2 separate regions of the Homo sapiens genome follow, and region 2 is linked to region 1. Evidence: chromatin loops called from intact Hi-C (ENCODE). Cell type or tissue: PC-3. All regions are shown on one strand. Each heading gives the region's core, and the rest is flanking DNA. Links, peaks and the distances in the headings are about the cores only.

Region 1 (12,152 bases), core at 4,843-9,842:
TGTATATCCCCAGCTGGTCTTGAACTCCTAGGCTCAGCAGTCCTCTTGTCTCCACCTCCGAAAGTGTTGGGATTACAGGCATGAGCCACTGTTCCTGGCTGAAGTTAACATTTTAATCAGATTTACAGATTGTTATTTATAGAATGTATTCATGACTGTGATGATTTATCTGTTTTTTTTTTTTTTTTTTTTTTCTGAGACAGAGTTTTGCTCTGTCGCCCAGGCTGCAGTGCCGTGGCGCAATCTTGGCTCATTGCAGCCTCTGCCTCCTGGGTTCAAGCACTTCTCCTGCCTCAGCCTCCCGAGTATCTGGGATTACAGATGCACACCACTATGCCTGGCTAATTTTTGTATTTTTAGTAGAGATGGGGTTTCATCATGTTGGCCAGGCTGGTTTCGAACTCCTGACCTCGTCATGATCCATCCACCTTGGCCTCCCAAAGTGCTGGGATTACAGGTGTGAGCCACCACGCCCAGCCGATGTAACTGGTTTTTAAAATCCTTCTTAAAGGTACATCATTACCTGAAGTATCATCTAATAAGATTTTACTTCTTCAAAAGATTTTTAAAAATATGTTTACATTAATATTAAGGTTAATGTGCAATTCATTAGCAAAACACAAATTAGCACTCTAAATATACTTGAGGTTGTGGTAGGATTTTCACTAGTTTGTTCACACATTCATTCACCTAGTCTGTAGAATTCCCAGTGTTTATAGTTGTACTCCTGCTGCTGACAGTTAGGTGTGGCAATGGAAAGTATTAGGGATAACTGGGTTTTTGCATTAGATTGAAGTTCCAACCAGGCAAATTTTAAATTTAATGTGAAAACACTAAGTATGTATGGGATTTGGCTACTTCTCAAAATTAAATGTTTCACTTGGAGAAATAATAGAACCTTTCTCATCAGTCATCTTCAGTGGAAGAATACTTTTTCTTTGTGGCCTGGCTTGATGTTTGAATGTAAATTCTTTCAAATTCCATTTAGAGCTAACCCATACAATATAAAACAATTTCAATTATTTAATATTTTAAAGCTAAAATATTATTTAGAGTAAAATTACAGGGCTTCTTTTGCTGAGGAGCAAAATTCTGGTTAATTTTTATGCAGGTACAAATGTCTAAAATTCTTCTCCATAAATTTTCTGTGGCTGTTAAGGTAGAAAATAGCTGGAGCTTGTGAGTTAGGAAAATAAAATTGTGGGAAATCAGGTACTGTTTCCAATTATGGCATAGTCAGTGGAAAGAACAGTAAAACATAATTGAAGAAATCTGTTTGTCAATCCTTATGCCAGTATCACACAATCTTAGTTCATTTTGTGCTGCTGTAACAGAGTCCCACAGACTGGGTAATTTATAATGAACAGATATTTATTGGCTCACAGTTCTAGAGGCTGGGATGTCCAATATCAAGGTGCTGGCATCTGGCAGGAGCCTTGTTCCTGCTTCATAGCATAGTGGAAGGCATATGCCAGCAGGGTGAGAGACAGCAAAAAGGGTTAACCATTCTCAGTGATAATGGCATTAGTCAGTTTGTGAGGCACCCTCATAACTTAAACACCTCTTAAAGGTCTCATCTCACAATACAATCACAGTGACATTTACATTTCAACATGAGTTTTGGAGGAAATACATTCAGACCTAGCTTATACTATCCTGATTACCATAATTGGTTTTGTCTTCTTCCAACTTTCTATTTTTTTTAAAAGAATGCTTTGGCTAATCTGGGATATTTTATTCTCATGTAAATTTTAGAATCAGTTTGTCAATTTTTGCAGTTAAAAAACCTAGTGAGATTAATTCAATTTTTAAAATAGATATAGTCTATATAGACTTTCTGTTATTTTCAGTAATTTAGTTTTTTAAAAAAGATATTTGTCTATTCCATGTAAATTGTCAAATTTATTTGTGTTAAGTTGTTTATAACATTTCTATCTTTTTTTTTTCTCTGTTTTGTTTTTCATTTTTTGAGTCAGAGTCCTGCTCTGTCACCCAGCCTGGAATGCAGCGGCCCTGTCTCGGCTCACTGCAACCTCTGACTCACAGGTTCAAGCAATTCTCATGCCTCAGCCTCCTGAGTAGCTGGGATTACAGGTGTGTGCCACCATGCCCAGCTAATTTTTGTATTTTTAGTAGAGACGGAGTTTCATCATGTTGGCCAGGCTGGTCTCAAACTCCTGGGCTCAAGCGATCCACCTGCCTTGGCCTTCCAAAGTGTTGGGATTACAGGCATGAGCCACTGTACCTGGCTCTATAAGATTTCTTTATTACCCTTTTAATTTCTGTAATATCTTGTATTAGTTATTTATTGCTTCATAACAGATTATACTTGAACAACAGCTTAAAACAACCAACATTTATTATCATAATTCCTTTGGGTCAGGAATCTCAGCTGAATGCCTCTGACTCAGGATCTTCCACAGTGCTGCAGTCAAGGTTTGGCCAGGGCTATAGTCATTTCAAGGCATGACTTGAAGAGGACCTACTTTCAAGATTACTCAGATATAGAATTCTGGATTGACATTCTCTACCTCTTTCATCATATTAAAGATTCCTTTCCATCGTCTTTTGGGCTTCATTGTTTCAAATAACAAGCTACTCATTTTCATTCTGTGTTGTGTTTCTATGGCTGCTGTCAAGATTTTCTGTTTAGCTTTGGTTTTCAGCTGTTTATTTATTATGTGCCTAAATATGGTTTTCTTTGTTTTATCTTTTTTGGGGTTTGCCAAAATTCTGGAGTCTTTAAATTTATATCTTCCACCAAATTTGGGAAAATTTTGGCCATTGTTTCTTTTTCTCTGCCGTATCTCTCTTCTTTATTTCTGGGACTTCAGTTAACACATATGGCAGACCTTTTGATTTTATCTTATAACTCACTATGGAATAATTTTCTTCAACTTCTCTTTTTTGTTTTTCAGATTCAAAAATTTCTTTTGGTTTATCTTCAAGTTTACCGACTCTTCCATCTATACAGTGAATTTTTAAAAATATATTAAAAATTCTTGAATTTTCATTTTGCTCTTTTTTTAATAGTTTCTTTTCTTTTGCCGAACTTACCTATTTTTAATGAGCTTTTGTTGTTGTTATCTGATGCATAATTGTAATAGCTATTTTAATATTGCTAATTTTAACATCTGAGTTATCTCTAGACTTGGTCTTCATTGATTGGTTTTTCTTATGGAATAGTTTTGGATATTTCACAATTGGCAGCAAGAATCCAACATCACATTGAAAACTGCAATTGTATATTGTAAAATTTTTGGTATACGTTCTTATTGTTCTCTTATAACTTCCAGCAATGCCCTTTTACAAAATGGATGTTTTAACATGATCTTTGCTTTCTTTTGCAGGGCATCTTCTCTGCATTCAGTTTCATCCAAGTCATTCCGGGATTTCTTACTAGAAGAAAAAAAGTCTGTTACTAGCCATAGTTCAGGCGATCATGTCAAAAAAGTTTCTTTTAAAGGAATTGAAAATTCTCAGGCACCAAAAATTGTCAGGTAATAAAACAAACTTAAAACTAATACATTTTCTACCTTAAAATATTCTGTGGTGGTTTTATGTTCTGAAATAATCCTTAAAACTTTATGAGGCAGATTTTTTGTACACTCTTTTACATTCAGAATTAAAATTAGCATGTTTAAATTCCTTCCCCACTTAAAAAAAATTGAAACGGTTACGGAGATATAATTGACTTAAAATCAATTGCGTATATTTAAAGTATACATTCTGTAGTTTCAGCGTATATATACACCTATGACACCAACACAACATTCAAAATAGTGAACATAAGCATCATTTTCAGATGTTTTGTCATGTCCCTTTGTAATCCCTTCCTCTCTTCCTTCTGTTTCCCCCTCCCAAGCAGCTACTAATCTACCAATAAAGATTAGCTTGTACATTTTAGAGTTTTATATCAGCAGGGTCGTGCAGTATGTACCCATTGTAAAATCTGTCTTCTTTTACTCAGCATAATTATTTTGAGATTTATTCATGCTGTTATGGGTATCCATTGATTCTGTTTCACTACTGAATAGTATTTCATTGTATGGGTATACCACATCAATGTGTTTATCTGTGCATCTGTTGATGGACCTTTAGGTATTTGCAATTTTTTCTCTAGCTATTTTTTAATTTTAATTTTCATGAAAGTAGAGATGGGGGTCTCATTATGTTGCCCAGGCTGGTCTCAAACCCCTGGCCTCAAGCAGTTCTTCTACCTCAGCCTCCCAAAGTTCTAGGATTACAGGCATGAGCCGCCACACCTGGCCTAGCTATTTTTGATACTGCTTTAGAAAGTCCAATGTATTTAAAAAAAAGTTTCATATTTTAAATGCCTACATGAAACATCAAAATCTATCTATAATTTAAAAGCAGTATTTTCAGTGAGCTGTGATCAAACCACTGCACTCCAGCATGGGTGACAGAGTGAGACCTGGTCTCAGACAAAACAAAACAAAATAAGTAAGATATGTTATGTCCAATTCAAGTGCATCAAACAGATAATATAAACTTTTCTGACTGAAGCAAGGAACAGAGACTGGGAGCTATACTAGTTTAATGTCACTTTACCTGTCCTGAGGAACTATCAAAGTCTTCTGACAACAATGTTTGGAAACTCCTGATTTAGATTAAATGTTTAGGCATATTTTTATTGTTACTATTGTGACTGTCTTCTTTTTTACAGATACTTAGATTTAGGCGGAAAGTTCTTGAGCCGTTTTCTTGCAATACAGAAAATCAAAGAGCAAAAAATATCTGAAGTCATCTCCCTAACTTGTCTAATACTTCTAGCATTAAAATACTATTTTAAAATTAAAATCTTAGGCTGAGTTCAGTGGCTTAATGCCTGTAATCCTAGCACTTTGGGAGGCCGAGGTGGGCAGATCACTTGAGTCCAGGGGTTCAAGACCAGCCTGGCAACATGATGAAACCCTGTCTCTACAAAAAATAGCAAGAAAAATAAATTAGCTCGGCTTGGTGGCATGTGCACGTAGTCCCAGCTATTCAGGAGGCTGGGTGGGAGGATTGCTTGAGCCTGGGAGGTAAAGGCTGCAGTTAGCCATGATTGTGCCACTGCACTCCAGCCTGAGTGACAGAGGGAGACCCCGTCTCAAAAAACAAAACAAAACAAAATAAAAAAACCTTAAATGGAATACTAACATATGAAGCAGATTAAGCCTTTTTGCATATTTATAAATTACAATTATAATTATGATAGGCTTATAAATATAAAACTAGGTACATAGTCTTAAAATTGTCTATCAAACATTTATTGATTATGAGCTTTGTGTCAAACATTATGCTAAGTACTAGAGTTGCAGTGGTGAACAAATTAGCCCCTGCCTATGGTGAACAAATTAGCCCCTGCCTATATAGAACTATCCTCCTTTCTTGTTTTGTCATAGAAGAGTTATCTCTCCTATCTTAGGCCAATACCTGTGCTTTTATCTTAATGCTTCCCATTTCAGAAGCCTGAAAACTATTAATTACCCCTTTCCTTTCTTGTGTAAGATTCAACATTTTCCTTTTAACTAGATTCTTCCCCTCTGGTTTTGAATGTGCTCAGGTCTCTCATGTGGTCTGGGCACACTTTCTTCTATCAGTTGTCCTATCATTACCAATTCTCCATCCACTTCACAGCCAGATTTCTCAAAAGAGTTGTCACCTCCCAATCAGTCCGTAATTGATTCTATCTCCCAGCCCCATTACTAAACTGAAACAGTACCAGTACAGGCTAAGTTCAACAGTGACCTTTGTATTGCCAACACCATCCACTTTTTATGTGACTCATCATACTTGAAGTTCAATTACTGGTCGTCGTCTTATTTCACTTTATATTCTTTCTACACTATCCATTTAATGAGCATATGTTCAGTCGTCAGACATGTACTAAAGTCTCAAAATTTATATCTCTTGCCCATATCTATCATCTGAACTTTAGACTTAATTATCTCTTATTGACCCTACCATTCTATCTGGATGTTCAGAAAGACCACAAACTTCATGTCCAAAACTAAACTTAATGTTTTCCTCATACCCATCTCATAAAACCAAAATCAAACAAAAATATAGACAAAACATAGAACAGCCTGTTTTTTCGGAATCTTCTTCCTCAGTAAATAGGAAGAATTTGTGTCTTTGGCACTTCCATTTTCTTCACAAATATTCAGTCTACTGTTAGAGCATTCCACTTTTATCTCTTAAATATTTCTCAAATCCATATACTAAATTTTATCTCCAGTGCTATCACCTCTGAGTCAGTCTGGTGTGATACTTCACCTGGGCCACCAGAGTTACCCTCCTGACTGGTCTTGCCTTTCTTTACTCCAAATATATTAAGCCAGTATGTTCTTTTTTAAAATTTGGAGTTTACTGCTTTTAAGAGAAAAGCTATAGCATTCTTAACATGGCCTTCAAGGCCTACATAGTCTGGCTCCTGCCAACTGTCTTTAACTTGATTTTGTAACCTGATCTCTGTATTCTAGTCATCTTGGCCTTCTCTTAGTTCTCAAATGCACTTTCCTTCTTTCCACCTCCTTACTCTTTGACAGACTGACGACTCTGACTCTTCTTTCAATATCTATTCAGTTATATTCTTTGGAGAAGTCTGACTTACTGGGGCAGTTTGCTGTTGTTTGTTCTCATAGTACTTCTTTTTTATTGTACGTTCCATATTTATTAGTGTGATTCTTTAATATTTGTCTACTCTAAGTATTTTCATGTTTGTATGTTTAATTATATGTTCAATGAGAGCAAGGAGGATGTTTGTCTTTGCTCATCATTTTACTACCAGTGTTCATATTAGCTTCTGGCATGTATTGGGTGCTCAGTGAGTCTGGTGAATGAATGAGTAAATTAATTGAAATTGTAACCCTGTTTCAAGTAACATTTGTTTCTAATGTAGTGAGTTATATTGCATGTCTTAGATATATCAATTTAAAGGTATGAAAATTAAGATAAGTTTTGTATTTTTATATTTTAAATATTAATATTCATTGAAACTTAAAAAAAAGTCTTTAGATATATAACGATTTGTCATGGAACTTAAAATATGGATCTGTGGTTTCATAGTTGATCACTAGAGTGTGCTATAACATCAGGGCTCTTAATTATAAGTGTGCCCTGTTATACTGCTTTGGAAGTTTGACTCAATGGAGTTTATGACAGTATGATATATCCATAGCTTCAGTATTTTTGGTATGGGAGTTAATGTTTTAAATAGCTTTGGCTATCACTGCTAGTGATTCTGAGAAAGAAGACAGATAGCTTTGAGTTTCAGGGTTTTTTTCCATCATAGAAAACATAATAAGTATGCTTTTTTAAAAAGGAAATATTAAACATTACAGACAAACTAAAATATTCATTAATTTGCAAATTATGGGCTACCTGGTACTGGCCTGTGTTGGGTATATATAAAAGTAGAATGTATAGGTGCAGCCTTTAATGTGTCTGAAATCTAGTTGATAAATATTAATATACATACATGGAAGTTAAATGACAGAATAAGAATGAAATTACGATACAAGGGCCAGGCGCTGTGGCTCATGCCTGTAATCCCAGCACTTTGTGGGGCTGATGTGGGCGGATCACATGAGGCCAGGAGTTTGAGACAAGCCTGGCCAACATGGGGAAACCTTGTCTCTACTAAAAATACAAAAATTAGGCCGGGCGTGGTGGCTCATGCCTGTAATCTCAGCACTTTGGGAGGCCGAGGCAGGCAAATCACCTGAGGTCGGGACTTCAAGACCAGCCTGACCAACATGGAGAAACCCTATCTCTACTAAAAATATAAAATTAGCCGGGCCAGGGGTGGCACATGCCTGTAATCCCAGCTACTTGGGAGGCTAAGGAAGGAAAATTGCTTGAACCCAGGAGGCGGAGGTTGTGGTGAGCCGAGATTGTGCCATTGCACTCCAGCCTGGGCAACAAGAGTGAAACTCCATCTCAAAAAATAAATAAATAAATAAAAAGAGAAATAAATAAGTAAATAAATAAATAAGCTAGCCAGGCATAGTGGTGCATGTCTGTAATTTAGCTACTAGGGAGGCTGAGGCAGGAGAATTGCTTGAACCCAGGAGGTGGAAGTTGCAGTGAGCCAGGATCACGTCACCGCACTCCAGCCTGAGCGACAGAGTGAGACTCTGTCTCCAAAAACAACAACAACAACAACAACAACAAAACAAAAAGAAATTACGATACAATATGGAAGTATTAAAGAGATTACAATATGATGAAGTACCAAATGAGTGGTTCTGAGAAGAAAAACTGAGCATGGGCTGGTGTTGTCAGGAAGACTTCATTGCAGAAGAAGGGCTTGAGCTGGGTCAGTTCATAAGCACTTTTTATATTCATTTCCAAATATTTTATTATTATATTTATAAGCATGTGAAAAACATTAGAAAAAAAGAGATCACTTAATTCTTGATTCCTTTCATTGTCATAAGCTTTTGAATACAGGATGGGATTTTTAAAAGAAGAAATAAGAGAAGATGGGGCAGTATAAACAGAGGAAATCGTGGGAGTTAAGAAGATAGGAATGCTTATGGTCCTTTGGGGAGTTAGGGTGCCAGGGGTGGGGGACTCATCTCAGGAAATTCCACAAATTATACATTCTTGTTTTAGTTCTAGAAAATGTGATTTTTTTCCAAGGTTAGGGCAAGAATGACAATGTTGTTTGAGGGTGTTAACATCTAAAAGTGAGCAATTTGTACAATTTTTATTTGTTTATTGTTACTTAGGTATTCTTTTTTATTTCATGTGCTTTTATTTCTCATTTTCCTTTCACTGAAATGTCCCCTTATGTAATTCTGGAAAGAAAATGTAAGCTTGTGTTTCTTTTTTTTTTTTTTTTTTTGAGACGGACTCTCGCTCTTGTCACCCAGGATGGAGTGCAATGGCGTGATCTCCGCTCACTGCAACCTCTGCCTCCCAGGTTCAAGTGATTCTCTAGCCTCAGCCTCCCCAGTAGCTGGGACTACAGGCGCCTGCCACCATGCCTGGCTGATTTTTATATTTTTAATACAGACAGGGTTTTGCCATGTTGGCCAGGCTAGTCTCGAACTCCTGACCTCAGGTGATCTGCCCACAGCCTCCCAAAGTGCTGGGATTCCAGGTGTGAGCCACTGTGCCCAGCTGAGCTTGTGTTTCTAATTAGTGAAAAAAACTACTTGTGAGAAAAAAATTATTCTGTGATTATATCAGCTCCAATCTGATATAAAAATCTTTCTAATTAAGCCAGTACAATTTTTTTAAGGCCAACTGAGCAAAGAATAATTTAGTTCCTTTAAAGTGTAAATGTGACAATATTAATGTTTTTTGGTTTGAACAAAAATCTTTTTTTTTTTTTGAGATGGAGTTTCGTTCTTGTTGCCCAGGCTGGAGTGCAATGGCTTGATCTCAGCTCACCGCAACCTCTGCCTCCTGGGTTCAAGCGATTCTCCTGCCTCCGCCACCCTAGTAGCTGGGATTACAGGTATGCGCCACCAAGCCTGGCTAATTTTGTATTTTTAGTAGAGATGGGATTTCTCCATGTTGGTCAGGGTGGTCTCGAACTCCTGACCTCAGGTGATCCGCCTGCCTCGGCCTCCCAAAGTGCTGGGATTACAGGCGTGAGCCACTGCACCTGGCCAGAACAAAAATCTTTTAAGGAAAATTTCAGTTAACCTTTTTATGTTGCTGTTTATTTTCAGAAGGCTAAATTTTCTACAGATTGTCTCTTGCGATATCTACTTCTATGTTGCTAATGTTGAAAACTCAATAATGCTATATTTATTATTTGAAAGTTTAGAATGTTTTTGATATTTGTTTAATCATAGCTCTATTTTATTTGACAAATTTGGTTCATTTTAAGAAGAAATTTTGACAGACTCCACATTGGATAAATTTGTAATTAATGAAATTATCCGTTGAAACATCATGAGTGGAAAAAGTTATGGAATTGTAGTCTTAGGAAACATATTTGAGATTCAGTATAACATTATACAGCTCTTTCTGAGTCTTTCTGTACCTCAGTTTCATAATATGGAAATGAGAGTAGTAATACCTATCATGCAGGCTTACTACAAGGCTTATATCAGTTTGTAATTCAGTACTTATATCTCTAAGAAAAGTTATCAGTAATTTAAAGCAATAAAGAACCTAAAAACCTCTGCTTTTCATTATCGTATACTAAAAAAATACCCTTTGAGTTTCTGTTTCAGTCGTTAATTTTCTAATTAATTTTTCATAAACGACTATTTCCAAGTATTCTGGTGGACACTGAGATACAAAGATGAATGAAACACAGTCCTGTTCCCCAAGAGACTAGTCTAGCAGTTAAGATTGACATGTAAACAATAATAACAGTGTGTGATGCTTTATCATAATGATTGAAGTTTTGTAGGAGGAGAGAGAAGGTGACATTTGAGCCAACTGTAAAAGAGTGAGAAGACATTTGAAGTGGAATATATTCCAGAATAAGGGGAATAGTAAAAATAAAGGTAGCTGTGTGATCATGGAAAAAACACTGTACTCTAAATCAAAAAGACCAGATTTTTGTTATCTCTCTGCTACTTATCTAACTTGTTAATCAGACAAATTATATAATATTCTTTGAGTTTGTTTTTTAATCTCTATAATAGTTAATATATGCTTTCTTCACAGGGTATTGCAAAGATTAAATGGGATAATACACATGAAGTACTTAGGCTTTTAGTAAATTTGTTTGCCCACACATTAGGGCTAAACATTTTAGCTTTCAGTGCATTTTGTACTCTGGCTCTATTGTTTCTTTTAAACTTTATTTCTCTTTAAGTTTCTTCCTTACCCTGAATTCAGGCATTCTTTGCTTATTGAAGAGAACAGCCTGCCTTTACTTAAATAACTGAAATCTTTTTTAGGTCCATGTATTTGTACAACCAAAATTCTTTCTAATTGTACGTCTCCTCAGCTTTAATGTCATTTCCTCAGTGAAGCCATCAGTATATACAATCTTCCATATTGTATTTTTTCTTCTGTGCATCCATAGTACTTTATACATTGTTTTATCATTGCTTAAGTATATTTTTAAATCTTCCCCATCAGAATTTTTTGAGGGGAGAAGATTGGGTTTTAATCAGCCTGATTTTTAGCACCTACAGTAATCCTGACATGCTCAATAAATGTGTATAAATGAATCACGAAGTCAATATTTTAGGTCCTGTTAATTTACTCTCTGTTTGACTTTGTGTTGTTAAACCTGTCTAGTCCTCAGTTTTCTCATTGCTGAAAGAGAGCATTGGAGCAATCTAGATAATCTCTAGGGACCTTTCTAGCTGTAAAATTCCATAATTAGGTCCATCTGTATTGTACCTTTTTAAGTTTTTCTCCTTACTGGAATGCTTCTTACTGCTTTCATCATATACCTCTTTTTTATTATCTTCTCAAGTTCATTCCATCCATGAGGCCCTCTCAAATGATTAAATATTGTGATTTTTATAGTTGTTATAGCCAGTGTGACTCAATTTGTTATACTGTCTTAAATTCTGTTCTGTTATTTTATATGTCATTTTGTATGTTGTTTCCTCAACTAGCTTGTGAATTCTTAGAAGGTAAAGATCATATTTTATATTTCTGTCCTATCTGTAATCCTTTGCTCATAAAGTATATTAGTTCCTTACAAAATTCGGCTGTTAATTATCTGATTTAGAGATTATTGGTTTATCTGGTGTGTGTATATATATATTTATTATTAGAAATAGGCTATTTCTTGCAGTATCTTTCTCTATGATATTTTATACAGAAGGTTTTATAAATATAGATTATTTTGTTTACTTATAATTTTAAAGGTAAGCTTGACTGCACTCATTTAATTTGCCTCTGGAGTCAGGAGTTTACAATTCTTCCTCTGTATCTATTAATAAGCAGTTTGACTAATATTACTAGAAGCTTTAATCTTTAATTTTGGCATTTGTTTTGCAGATGCTCTACCCATGGTACCCCAGGACCAGAAGGCAACCATATTTCAGATTTACCACTTCTAGACAGTCCCAAGTAAGGTTAATTGATAAGTTATGGGCCTCCAAAGCTAAGTTGCTGCTTAGCATTGAAAACATTAAGGCTGAGTGCAGTGGCTCATGCCTATAATCCCAGCACTCTGGGAGACTGAGGCGGGTGGATCATCTGAGGTCAGG
Region 2 (12,152 bases), core at 3,064-8,063, 420 kb after region 1:
GCTGACCTCATTCTAACCAGGTTTTTACAGGTCAGCCATTAACTATCAACAGCTTCCTGATAATTAATCCTACTTACCCAAATAACTGTTAGCCTGTTAGCCTTATCTATGCTAAGAGGAAGCTTTTCTACGTACCAGACTTCCTCAGTGAATAAAACACAAACTGAAATTCTGCAGAAAGAGCCAACATTGTGAGGTTTGAGAATGAAGAAACAGATTGAAGATTACAACGCTCCCCTGTCTTTAGCTCCTTACTTGCTGAAATTCTGTGGTTCATCTGGCACAGGAATGGCTTTACAGTAGAGTCAGCAGCACAACTACTCAGGTCAGGAGTGGTTCTCTGGATGGCTCTATCAAAATGCATGGACAACAACATATGCAGTTACCTAAGTGGTCTGGATTGAGAAGCAATGGGGGAAGATATCTTAAGTAGCCATTAGTGTTATTTCCTCTAGGATTTAATTTTCTGCCATTAGAGGCTCATTCTTGTGACTCTGAAGAGCTCTAAGATTCTACTAGGAAAATACAGCTGCCATCTTTGTTTGTCACCTACTCAAATGCAAGACTGGTGTTTGATAAAATGAGGGAAAAGAGGCATGCTGTTATAACTGATGCTGTCAGGACTCCAGGAAGAAGAAAGGTGATGAAATAACAAAATTGCTTTCTTCATTTGGTGAAGGGAGTAAGGCGCTCATGCTGGTCCCATCTAGCAATTTGTAAATGGGTTGTTTGAACATATGGGTCTTAACATGTTCATAGATCGTGGGTGTGTGTTTGTGTGTGTAAAATGAAAAGGCTTATTATTAGATGTAGCCTCATGTCAGCATAGTATAAAGTTCCTCAGGTAAGGGCATGCTTTATAATTAAAGGATTTCTGCATCTGTAATTGCCCATGACATGTACCTTTTCTTTCCAAGTCACATTTCTGATTTTCAGTGACAATTTATTATTAACCTATTTTCTCATCGGGTTAAAAGCATATCCCAAAATTTTAAATCCAATGTGCTCCAGTACATATAAAGAGACTTATTAAGATGATCTTTTCTTAATAAGTCTCTTTATATGTACTGGAGCCCGAAACTTCATTAGCAATTTTAATTTCGCCCTGGTCCTGTGGTCCTGTGATCTCGCCCTGCCTACATTTGCCTTGTGATATTCTATTACCTTGTGAAGCATGTGATCTCTGTGACCCACACCCTATTCATACACTCCCTCCCCTTTTGAAAATCCCTAATAAAAACTTGCTGGTTTTTCAGCTCAGGGGACATCACGGAACCTGCTGACATGTGATGTCTCCCCCAGGACACCCAGCTTTAAAATTTAAAAAAAAAAAAAAGATGATATTTTCTAAGAAAGGTAATTATATCTTACATTACACAAAAAAAAACACTAAAATGACTATATAACCCTGATGGGTTGTGACCTACAGTTTGAATAGCAGTAATCTAAGATAGTATCATCATTTGCCCAGATATCTGCAGCAGTCTATTAACCCATTTCTCTTCTATTTTTCCCTCATGAATTCCCCATACAGCAGCAAAAAGGATCTCAAAAGATAAATCCAGTCATGCAACTCTCCTGCTCAAAGCCTTCAATAGCTTCTAACACTTACACAAAAAATCTAAAATCTTTCAAACTCCTCACCACAACCTACATGATCTGAACTTTGACATTCTGTTCAGCCTAATCTCATGCCATCTCTCCCTTCCTCTGCATGCTCTGGTTCCATAGAACACATTTGAGTTCCTCCAGTACAAGAGATTCTTGCCTGCCCAGGTACAAGTTGCTCCCTCTGCCAGGAACACTCTTTTCTCAACTTCTCATGACTGGCTGGTGTTTACTCTTTAGTCTGGTCTTTTCTCTACAAAGACACCTTTTTTAACCATCCCAGTTACAGTGGATCATTCCTTCTTATTTTTTATTTCAACCCATTGTTTGAACACTTACCACACTTGGAAAGATGGAAAGAAAATATGACAGCTAGAAAACTGACCAAATAACAGGCAGGATGGGGGTGGGTGGAGGACTCACAGCAAGAGATAGTGAAGTCTTTTAGGGCTGGATATGTTCATCTTAGGATCAAGGACTTAAAACTTTGGAATTGTGACTTTACGCAATGTAGCTTGCCTGTAATGCCTGCCTTTTCATTTTTGTGTAATACCGAATTACATTAATTTGGAAAATTCTACATGCCTCTACTTTGATAAGAAGGATGAAGGAAAGAAAGGGTTTGGTTAAACATATGCTAACATTTTTTTTTCTTTGTCAGAAAGTATTGGTGAGCCTAAGAGACAGCAGAACAGTGGAAGCCTTCCTGAGTGCAAGGCCTGACACTTGTTGCGGAGCCATGACTGGGGATGCATTTGACCCCACAGCCATCTGAGATAAGACACTTCTCAACTACCATGTCTTCAGATTCATCTGCATTAAACTTGATAGAGCCCCATTTCTTTGTGATGTGGCCAAGCAACTTGAACTTGGCCCTGTGTAGGGACTCAGTCACATGCTCCTTGTTCTGCACCTTGGTATGGATGGACATGATGACTTACCAATGTAAATTCTGGCCATGGTACCCTGGGGCTTTCTAGAGATACCCTGCACACCTGTCTGGAGCCTACAATGGGAACAGTGCAAGGTCAAAGGTCAGAGGCATAAACATACATTGGAAACGGCTGTCTCCTATGTTCTTTAGAGCAACCCATACAAGAAACAAGCTGTGTATACAACAAAGGAGGCTGTTGTTTGCAGCCATTACACCGAGCCCCTGTGAGGAAAGGAGTACAGCTGGCTTAATTGACTGCAGATGAATAATTTTAAAAGTCTGCTGAGTTCCAGAATTCGGGGTGACAGTGGTAATCAGAGTGACAGAACTCTAGAGAAAGGCAGTGTTCATAGAAAAGAGTCAGAGGTTGCTGGTGGGGTCAGCTCCCACCAGCTGGAGGTTCTTTCTTGATTCAGAACTCACAGAATTTTATGTGGTGTTTTAATAAGAAAGATGTTTCCATCCTTGAACCATCCCTTCTCTAGCTTGGAGGTCCTTCCTGTGCTATAAAGATCACAGATAATTTTCTGGCTTTGTACAAGGGCAGTACTGTTGAAGGGGACCTGCAAGCTTCTTTGTCCTAGAGACTAAAAGTCCCTATTTCTGCCGCAGCAGTTCCAAATCTACAAACAGATATTTTCACATGGTATCACTCCTCACTAGCCACCAGTTGCAGGATGGAGATGCAGGATATATTATAATAGTTGTTTTTGAGTTCAGGTAGAACTTGGAATCAGCCAAATTTGCCTTAGGCTCAAACTGGATGCCCTGAGAGATAACTCCCACAGTGTAAGATTGAGAACATCTTTGAACTCCCATGGGCCTGATGCCTAGAAGGAGAGCAACCTGGGTTTTGCCCCTTCTTCTGCCTTTGCTGGTCTCCATGCCTAAGCATTACATTCTATCCAGCTCCTGCAGATGAGTTAGCTGGCCTGAGTGCCTACAAAGGACCAGGCATTCTCTAAGGCATACTTTACATGTTTCAAGGCACATTTAGCATGCTCTAAGGCATACTCTAAGGCATATTTACATATTTACATTCATCTAATACCGGCCATTCTGTTTTTCCAGCCTGGCCTTCTGTCACAATCTTGGGCTTATCCCTTCTCAGCTAAGCACTAGGGGAGTGTTTCTTCAAAGCTCTAACATGTACTGTGAGTGCTGTTCCCAATGATTCCCATCTTTCTGATTCCTTTTAATTCCTCAGTAATGATTTGTGCTAAGTATTTTTACTTTTTTTTCCTCCAAGTCTCAACCTTGAAGAGTTTACTGTGGCCACTTGAAATTAAGTATGGGCTGCTTTTAATGGGACTAATTGTTATAAGTTCTCATAGCAAGAATCAATTTCAAGAATGAGAAAAAAAATCCATCCCCAGGTTTCCTGCATCCTATTCTCAGCCTCGTGATTTAATCACTTAATTTTAGAATAACGCACTCAGCTGTTTCCACGTCAGCCACTGACTTTTCCCAAGAAACAAATAATGAGGAAGATGTGGCCTTAACTAAGATGGCCTTGCCGTAGGTTAAAGGATCATGGACAGCTGATCTCTAGTGCCTCTAGATCATTGGAACAAAGCCATTTTCTTCCTCAGACCAGGTTGCTTTGATTTGCAATTTATTATAAACAAAATGAACTGGCTATTTTGGGGCTTGGGTTTGAACTATTACCTAAATCCTGACTAGTCATAGTTTGTGAAGTTCTGCAACAAATGCCTGCCTCTGTCTCTTTCATTCTTTTTCTTCCTCTTCCTTTCTTTTTTTTTTTTAAAGAATATCTTTTTCTAGAACAATGAAGCAGATAAGAAATATAGGAAACCATAGAGAGTTAAATAGCATTTATGGAACTGTGAGGATCATCTACTGACAGTAAGAGCAATAACACAGAAACAGACTTCAACTGGCAAGAAACAGCAGGTCACTGCCTGCAGGGGTTGACCAGCTTAGAAACTTGACTGTTTCATGTGTTTGGGTAATGTAATCAAACACAGATGCTGAACCAACTCATGGTCTAATGGCATTATATTTGATATCTTCTACTTAATTGTAATTAAAGTTCAATTTAATTTCCTAGAGCAATTAAATATATTAAAATATTTTATGGGCATTTATTAGCCCAAACTGATTTTTAAAAAACACAAAGTGGCATCAGGAGGGTTCTGTGTTTGAGAAGGCCACAATGTTTTTCAGTGAGATACTACATTTGTCCATAGGCTTAGGGAGAATAATTTACATTTCAGTTTTACAAAATTAACATTATGGTCAGCTTTCAACTAGGTATGCAAAAGCCTTTAATTTTAAGTGGAAGAATATCTGTGGGTGTGTGAATATTGAATGAATTCCCCATATTTAATTTCTGCTGTAACTTAATAGCCAATAGACAATAAGAAATGTTGCTGTCAGGGAGGCTTTTATGGGAATGAACTGAAGAAAGAAGCATAATTCTATACAATGGATGGAAGAACACCATACATCTCAGATTTCTGAAGACGTGAAGAGATTTCAAATAGACTGCCCCTTTGTCCTTATAAGCATATTAGTTGTCGGGCCACATACTTTTATTTTTGATTTAGGACACGTATTCACTATACTTAAATGTCCTTAAAGTATAATAAGAACAAAAGTCTTAGTCAAAATGTATATATGCTATATGCTTATTATTGTAGAATTTGAGTAAGCATCCTCAGGAAAGGAAATGGTATGTTTTTAATTCTGTATCCCATGTATGAGAGCACAATTTGCAATCCAAAATTGATTAATTTTCATATGTCACTTGATTAAAAAACAGAATAGTGGTGGAAGCTTCTGGAGTATTCCCAGAAGCATTAAAAGATAAACAATAGATGGACAAGTTAAATCTGCAGTAAAATCCCATTAATCATATGTAGCTGAGGCTTTAGAAGTGAGTCATCAAATAATCACTGGAAACTTTGAGGATACTTACTAAAATTTTAAAGCTGACTATATTCCAACTGAAAATGTTATCCCCCTAAGTAAAAAGAGTACTTTTATCCGACACACAGAACATATCTAGGCTATTTAATCTATATTATTTGCTAGGTGATTTTTAAGTAACCATAGTTACTAGACTTAAAGAATTTACAGTAGGTGTCTGTTGCAGTGGTGATGGCACTAGATTGATTCAACAGTCATTTATTTGTATTAATGAATAGGAAATGAGAAAGATTTGTGAAAGAACAAATAATCTAGGGGAGTTAATGAGCACATGTGTGCACACATACTCTAACTTCCCAAGGAGGCTATGTTGTACAGTGCTCTCCCCCACCCACCCTCAACTCTGCAGCCCACAGGTAGGGAGGGGGCCATGCCCTATATTAGGAGGGGAGTCAAAGGCCAGGCTTACTCAAGTTTTAGTGCAGTATAAAGTGCAGTTTGTAAAGCCTCTGGGTAATTTGATCAATACAGGCACTCAAAATCTATAATGTGAGTTCCAGAGTAAATGTTTGGATCAAATCGATCTTTAATTAAATTTAGAAGAAAACTAAAATTTCCATTTTAGTTGAGTAAGAACAAGAAGTTTAGCCAGATATCTGGCTGTTAAATATGATGTATATAAAACATCTAAATAATTAGTTTTTCAAACTTTGAATTCAAATGTCTGCTATCTTTAGATTCAAAGTGGATTAAGAATTAGTCATGGTAACTCAATTTCTTTGATTTATGAAGAATGCGTGACTGAAAATAATGACCGATCCAATATGCAAAGGGTAATTACTTTTATGTCGGAAATATTCTTATGTCATTCCTGCACTTGGTCTAGAGTTATTTTATATATATATATAATGAAATACAATGCAATGTACTACAAAACATAATTCAAATATTATGATAGTATATTTATTCAAATGATTTCCATGATTCCACAAGTTTATATGGCAATTACAAAGTTTCTGAATTTAGTATATAAAAATGATGCTAGAAAAATGGGTATCTACCATTTTTAAACATCTCTTTGAAACATTAAAATCTCATATAAAAAATCATAAATGTATAATAACTAAAGTGAAATATACTATTCTTAACGTTATCATTTACTTTTAAGATAGTGAATTAAAAATACATACACTATTCTGCACTACTCTGAGCATGGACTAGACTTAATCTCCAAGTATTTCTAGCTCTCTGGAGTATACAAGGTGCCTGTCTCATGTCTGAGTACTTTGACCTCGACAAGCCTTGTAACCCACAGAACACAGATAATGTTCCAAGACATGTCCAGACTTGTAGAAGACATAGACAAGTCATAAGTGTTTGCAAGAAATACTTCTTTTTTAAAACACAGCAACACAATCCATATCTAGTCAGTGTGAGGATGACGAACTACTGCTCACAAAGATCTCACAATAAGTAAATAGAGTGGGATGTGGTTGCTGAGTTAATTCCAGTGAATTACAAAAAAAAAAAACCCACCAAAATCTTTGGAATTTCAATGGAAATCAGGGAGAAATTGTTGGGAAAAGAATCTTGAGTGCCATATATTTTTTCCCTTTCTAATATTTTGACATGAGTTTATGTTAAGAATATCACTTTTATGCTAATCAATTATTCACTTCCATAAATAATTATGAATTTCAAAACCTAGAGGGCAGTTCTATTACCCTTTAGGGATATCTTACTTATCTAAACTATCAATATTCAGCCTTCTTAATCATGTGTCAATCCAAATTCTCTTTTATTTCCCAGCTCCCCTGCAGGAGTTGTAGTTTATTGGAAACTGATCTCTTCCAGCCAGACACTTTCATGGTTCAAATATCAATAACTTTTATAGCTTTTGTTCTCCTCTACACCTTCTCGGCTAATGCCTAATTTACTAGCATCTTGAAGCCTTTTCTTTTGTTAGGAAAGAAAACATGAATTTCTTTTATTCCATATTACCAGAATAAATGTTGGCATCTTAGCGTGACTTCCTATAGAAAGTCCACAGCTAGTTTCCATACTTACACTTAACAATCTCAGGGTTTTTAAGGTAGTCATATTTTTCTTCGTAGAGTCTGGTTTGAACAGTTCTTTTTTTAAATGTTTTAAAAATGTCCATTTTCTGAGTAGCTTCAAGAGAAACTTTTGTTTAGTTATTATGTTTTGTTCAGTTTTTCAGACTTTCTAAGACGATGTGTTTTTTGGTTGCTTATCATATTCCATAGTAATTTCTCCCAAACATCAAGATAACATTAGTTGTACTATTTAATTTGTAATTTGTTTGGCAACAGATAATTTTGAGGTCAGGGAAGGAAGTTAATAGGAAAAGATAAAAACAAGTGATGGTAGAAATAACACTAAGAAGGTTATTTCAAACAAATATGCATTATTGAATCAATGTATGGTTTATGTATACATATGAGTAAATAGGCCTTCTACAGCTGCCATAAGTTTAAATCTCATATAAAAAATCAACTATCAGTAGCTAAAAAATGTATCAACATATGTTGAACAGGTAAGAATAGGCTGAAAATATATCAAGATGAGCTGGATATAACATACTCATTGAATACAGCCTTATTTTTTACAAGGTACCCAAACATTTTTGGCTAAATTCCTTCTAGAAAAGAGAAATAATATATTATATTCTTCCCTTGTACTCTTCACAAAACCTTACAGTTTCCATAAGTAAAATCAACACTTTCTTCAGAGCAGTTAAACATATTCCAGCACAAATTTACAAAAAAATTATAATACAAATATTAAAGTTTACTTATTCATATTTGATGGTTTTTGAAAATACAGTGTATTTCTAGTTTACGTTTTGCCAAATGAATGTAACTTTTGAATGTCTTTTTTGTCTGGAGTAAGGAAAACAGTCTGGTCCATGCGCCTTGCAACACTGATTGAAACGGCAAAATTTCACAGAGATGTCACAACAGGAAGAACTTCTGGCATAATAACACTGATAATAGCATAAGAAAATACTAGCTAGTCTTTCTGATGAAGAATTATGTTAAAGGACAATCCAAACCAAGTTCGATTATAAGAGTGATGATGTAGGTCTGTCTGACCATATTTGCTGCTTGCATATTAAATTTCCTAAACTCACTGATCTGTAACTCTCAATGGAGTTATTTTTATGTGGTCATATACTTCAAATAAACACACTTAAAATAAAATCTTAGGATATTACACTTATAAGATGCTCAACAGTAGAGTAATGATGCTTTATACTATGTCCACAGGTGAGAACGTAGCCCACATAAAAAATCCTCTGTGTCGCTACAGGATCTCTTTAAACTTAGCTGTTTGATGCTGATCATTTAAATGCACTCACACTGATGTAAGATTAAACAGTGTGGTTAGAAGGGCTTTTGCCGCATGATGAGGGCGACTGAGTCTAACTTTAACTTTCCCATAACTAGCTGTGTAAATATAGGGAAGATCATCTAGCCTTTCTTCATCTCTAAACTTAGAACTTCATGCTGATCAGCACAGTTTTGAAGATAAAATGAGATGATATAGAAGAAAAAGGGTTGAAAAGTTTAAAACTATAAAAGCTAATCTGTTGATTACAAAGAATATACAAGTAATACATTGGATGGTTTTTCCCAAACTAACCTGTATGACATAGGATGTTGCCGATCTTCCACAGGCCCTGAATAATGAATAAACATTTTTTATTTTCTGAAGAAACATAGGAAACGTCATTTCACAAGCACCATTTCCCTGTGAAAACAGGTAATTTATTTTCCCAAGTGAGTTTTAATTTTTACATGAAGCACTTTGATCAGTTGCTTTTCTACAAACACTAACTGGACAGCAGAGAGATGTTCAGTTTACTCTGCAAAGAAGGCATATGTGTGTGCATGCTTGGAAAAGCATGCAATACCCCAGTGGTCTCTGGAATTACTAGGATTTGCACCACAAAGGCAGCAAATAGGTGGGGGACAGACAAGGGTGGGGGAGTACTCAAATTCTTCACACTACCACTGCTCTGCCTGCATTGCAGGGTGCTTCTAGAAGTACATGCCACTTTTTGTAGAAAGGTTCCAAGAGCAGAAGTGGTAGAAGGTGGAAAATCAAGAGAGACAGTGGAGAGGGCTGGTGTGGAAAGACCAAAAGCAGGACAGGAATGTTGGGGGAGACTGGCTAGAATGCTATGAGAGAGGGAAGTAGCAGGCTTAATGGCAGGTTTTGTGTGTGGCGGCGGGGTGGGGGCTGGTGGGTGCTTTTTTCTTCTATCTCTCCTTCTGGGTATGAACTTGAATGAATAATTTCATATTTGGTGGCTTCCCATCTTCTGAAACCATTTTTGAGAAGGTAGGAAGCAGGGCAAGAAGGGGAAAGTACCACTAATTGAACATGGGGCAGTCTTCAAACACCCCATTGTGTTTCAGTGTGTCTGGTGTTTGTTGCAAATTCTCCATAAGGTGCTGGCTTGCTAGCTCTCTGCTGCCACAGAGGTCATTCGTGGCTGCTGGGGAAGAAGTGGCCATCTGCTTTGTCAGGTCATTGTGCATTCTGGCCCTCAGCAGTTGTTTCAGGATAAAATCACTTGGTCTCCAAAGTTATGCCCAACCTGAATGTCCAGAACTTGGAAAGAAAGAAGAATCAGAGTGCAGTTCCAGCTCAAGTTTAAGTCTAGGAGGAATATGACAAGACTGGGGACAAGCCAAGTCACAGAATGTAAGGAACTGACGTGCATGGGTCTGAACCAAGGCTCTGTGATTTCTCTAAGTTACTTAACCTTCTTATGCCCTATCTTTCCTATGGAGATATAATGTGTACAGCTCTGGTTTTTAGAGAAAGTTTAGAAAAAATAATGTATATAAAATATTTAGCAGAGTTTCTGGGATATAATAACAAACTCAATAATAATAACTATCATTAAGGCCGAAGCTGAACATCTTATTTTGCTAAGTCCAGATTGATTGTTACTGTAACTTTAAAAATAAGATGAACTAATTATAAGTGTTTCTTTCTCAAAATTCTATGCAAAGCTTTCCTTTAAAACTTTCAGGATAAGGACTTTTTTTCTGCTCGCTTAGAAAGCAGTTTAAATTTAGGCTGTCCGTATTTCAGTTTTGTGGTGGTCTTAACTTTATCAACTAAGAGCTTCATATTGCCACAGGTGTTTTTTTTTTTCCTTTTAAGTGGGAGAAAGTAAATAATTTATCAAATAGGTTCAGAAGCTAAAGCCTGGGGGAAAAATTTAGCAACTTTGCATCTAAATTTAATCTAAGAGTAACTGTGTTGAGAAATATCTTAGTTGTGAATGTATTTGGAAAGTATAGGCGTTCTCATTTCATAATTATTTTGGTTATCTAGAAAAAAATTATGGTTTCAATAGCAGAATATGCAATTTTATTTAAGGATGGATATTTTTTCCTAGAATGTAAATATTATTTCAGTTTGAAGACAGGAAAAAGTGGGACAGTGAACAACATATGCTTTCATTCAACAGTATGTAATGATTGGTCACTATGTATCAGGCACATATTAATCCAGTCAAAGATTAAATTGCCCACAAAGGCATTGCCAAAAGTAAGATATCCCAGATGTCCCAATGCAGGAGGCAGTAGGGTCTGGATTATGGTTGGGAAAGGGGGAATGTTTTGTTAAAGGTTTAAGGAAGTGTCAGCCACAAAGCATTGGATGCTTGGGGGAGAGGCGGTCTTGGCACACTGCTGCTGGGATTATCTTCTTCTCCCCAGCACAGCATATAGCACGTAAGCGGGCCCTGCAAGTCCAGCTTCATGCTGTGCTTCCACCTCTCAGTTGTGCCCTCCATTTCTGGGAATGGCCATGGGATCAGCCTTTGCTTGGGGGAGGGTCCCCACTTAGAGAACTGGACTATGGTGGCTGTTCTCAGTGCAGCGCAAAGTGTGGCTGGGCCCTTGTGTCAGGATCACCATGACAGCTTGCCAAAATGCAGATTCCTTTGGTGCTACAGAACGAAATCCTGGGTATGCATAGGCAGGTGTCCATCAGCTCTAAGAGTCTTCTTTATTTTCAGTTTTTGGAGCAAGGGTAAAAATAAAGTACAAAATAATTGTAGTAGAGCTAAACACACACACATGCACACACCCTTGGTTTTTAAAGTACAGCGTGTCTAATATACGATCTATTACTTTGGCTTTGTTTTAAGAAGGGGCAGAATTCATACCGGTCTTTGAAAGAAACATTTTTAACAGGTCTTTTTTCTTTTCTTTTTCTTTTCTCTTCTCTTTTCTTCTTTACTCTTCTCTTCCCCCCCTTTTCTTTTCTTTTTCCCTTCCCTTCCCCTCCCTTCCTCCATTTCCTTTTCTTCTTTTCCCCCTCCCCTTCCCTCCCCTCCCCATCGTTCCTTCTTCCTATTTGTGCTTGTCTTGTTTTCCAATAAGAAGGTACTGATAAGCTACAGACCACTCGTTACCCCGTAATGACCACTAAACAGCATTCACAGCCAAATGGGTTGGGTTAAAGGCCTGACCCCACAACTTATTAGTTGTGGAACTTGGGAATGTTTCTTAACTTCTTGGATTCCTCTGTTTCTAGATCCCTAGGAGATGGAAATACCTTCTTCTTGAAGATTAAATTAGGTATTATGTTAAGGAGCTAAACAGGTTATAGCCCAGACGTGTTCAATAAGTTCCTGGTACTCATAAACCTTATCTCAAGGCACTACCAA

Evidence for each region. Peaks named below come from ENCODE experiments on the same cell type or tissue, not always from the same donor. Only the 100,000 strongest peaks of a DNase experiment are listed, where the experiment ranks them.
Region 2: it touches region 1 in a loop (33-fold over the local background); 30 of 110 quality-filtered maps call a loop at or near these places.

What each region holds. Positions count from the first base shown.
Region 1 is chr6:82,173,227-82,185,378 of GRCh38, reverse strand. It overlaps IBTK (inhibitor of Bruton tyrosine kinase), which reads left to right. Exons shown (of 29, transcript NM_015525.4): 26 at 3,351-3,500; 27 at 11,941-12,012. Among named protein-coding and RNA genes, the nearest start is that of IBTK, 68 kb to the left of the region's middle. In PC-3, for the core only: a CTCF peak has its summit at 7,127; no DNase peak of the experiment used is centred there; H3K27ac peaks cover 487 bases.
Region 2 is chr6:81,754,675-81,766,826 of GRCh38, reverse strand. It overlaps LOC105377873 (a long non-coding RNA gene), which reads left to right. Exons shown (of 3, transcript XR_942729.3): 3 at 2,270-6,532. It overlaps LOC124900219 (small nucleolar RNA SNORA70), which reads right to left and starts at 2,803; the gene lies at 2,671-2,803. In PC-3, for the core only: no CTCF peak of the experiment used is centred there; no DNase peak of the experiment used is centred there; H3K27ac peaks cover 697 bases.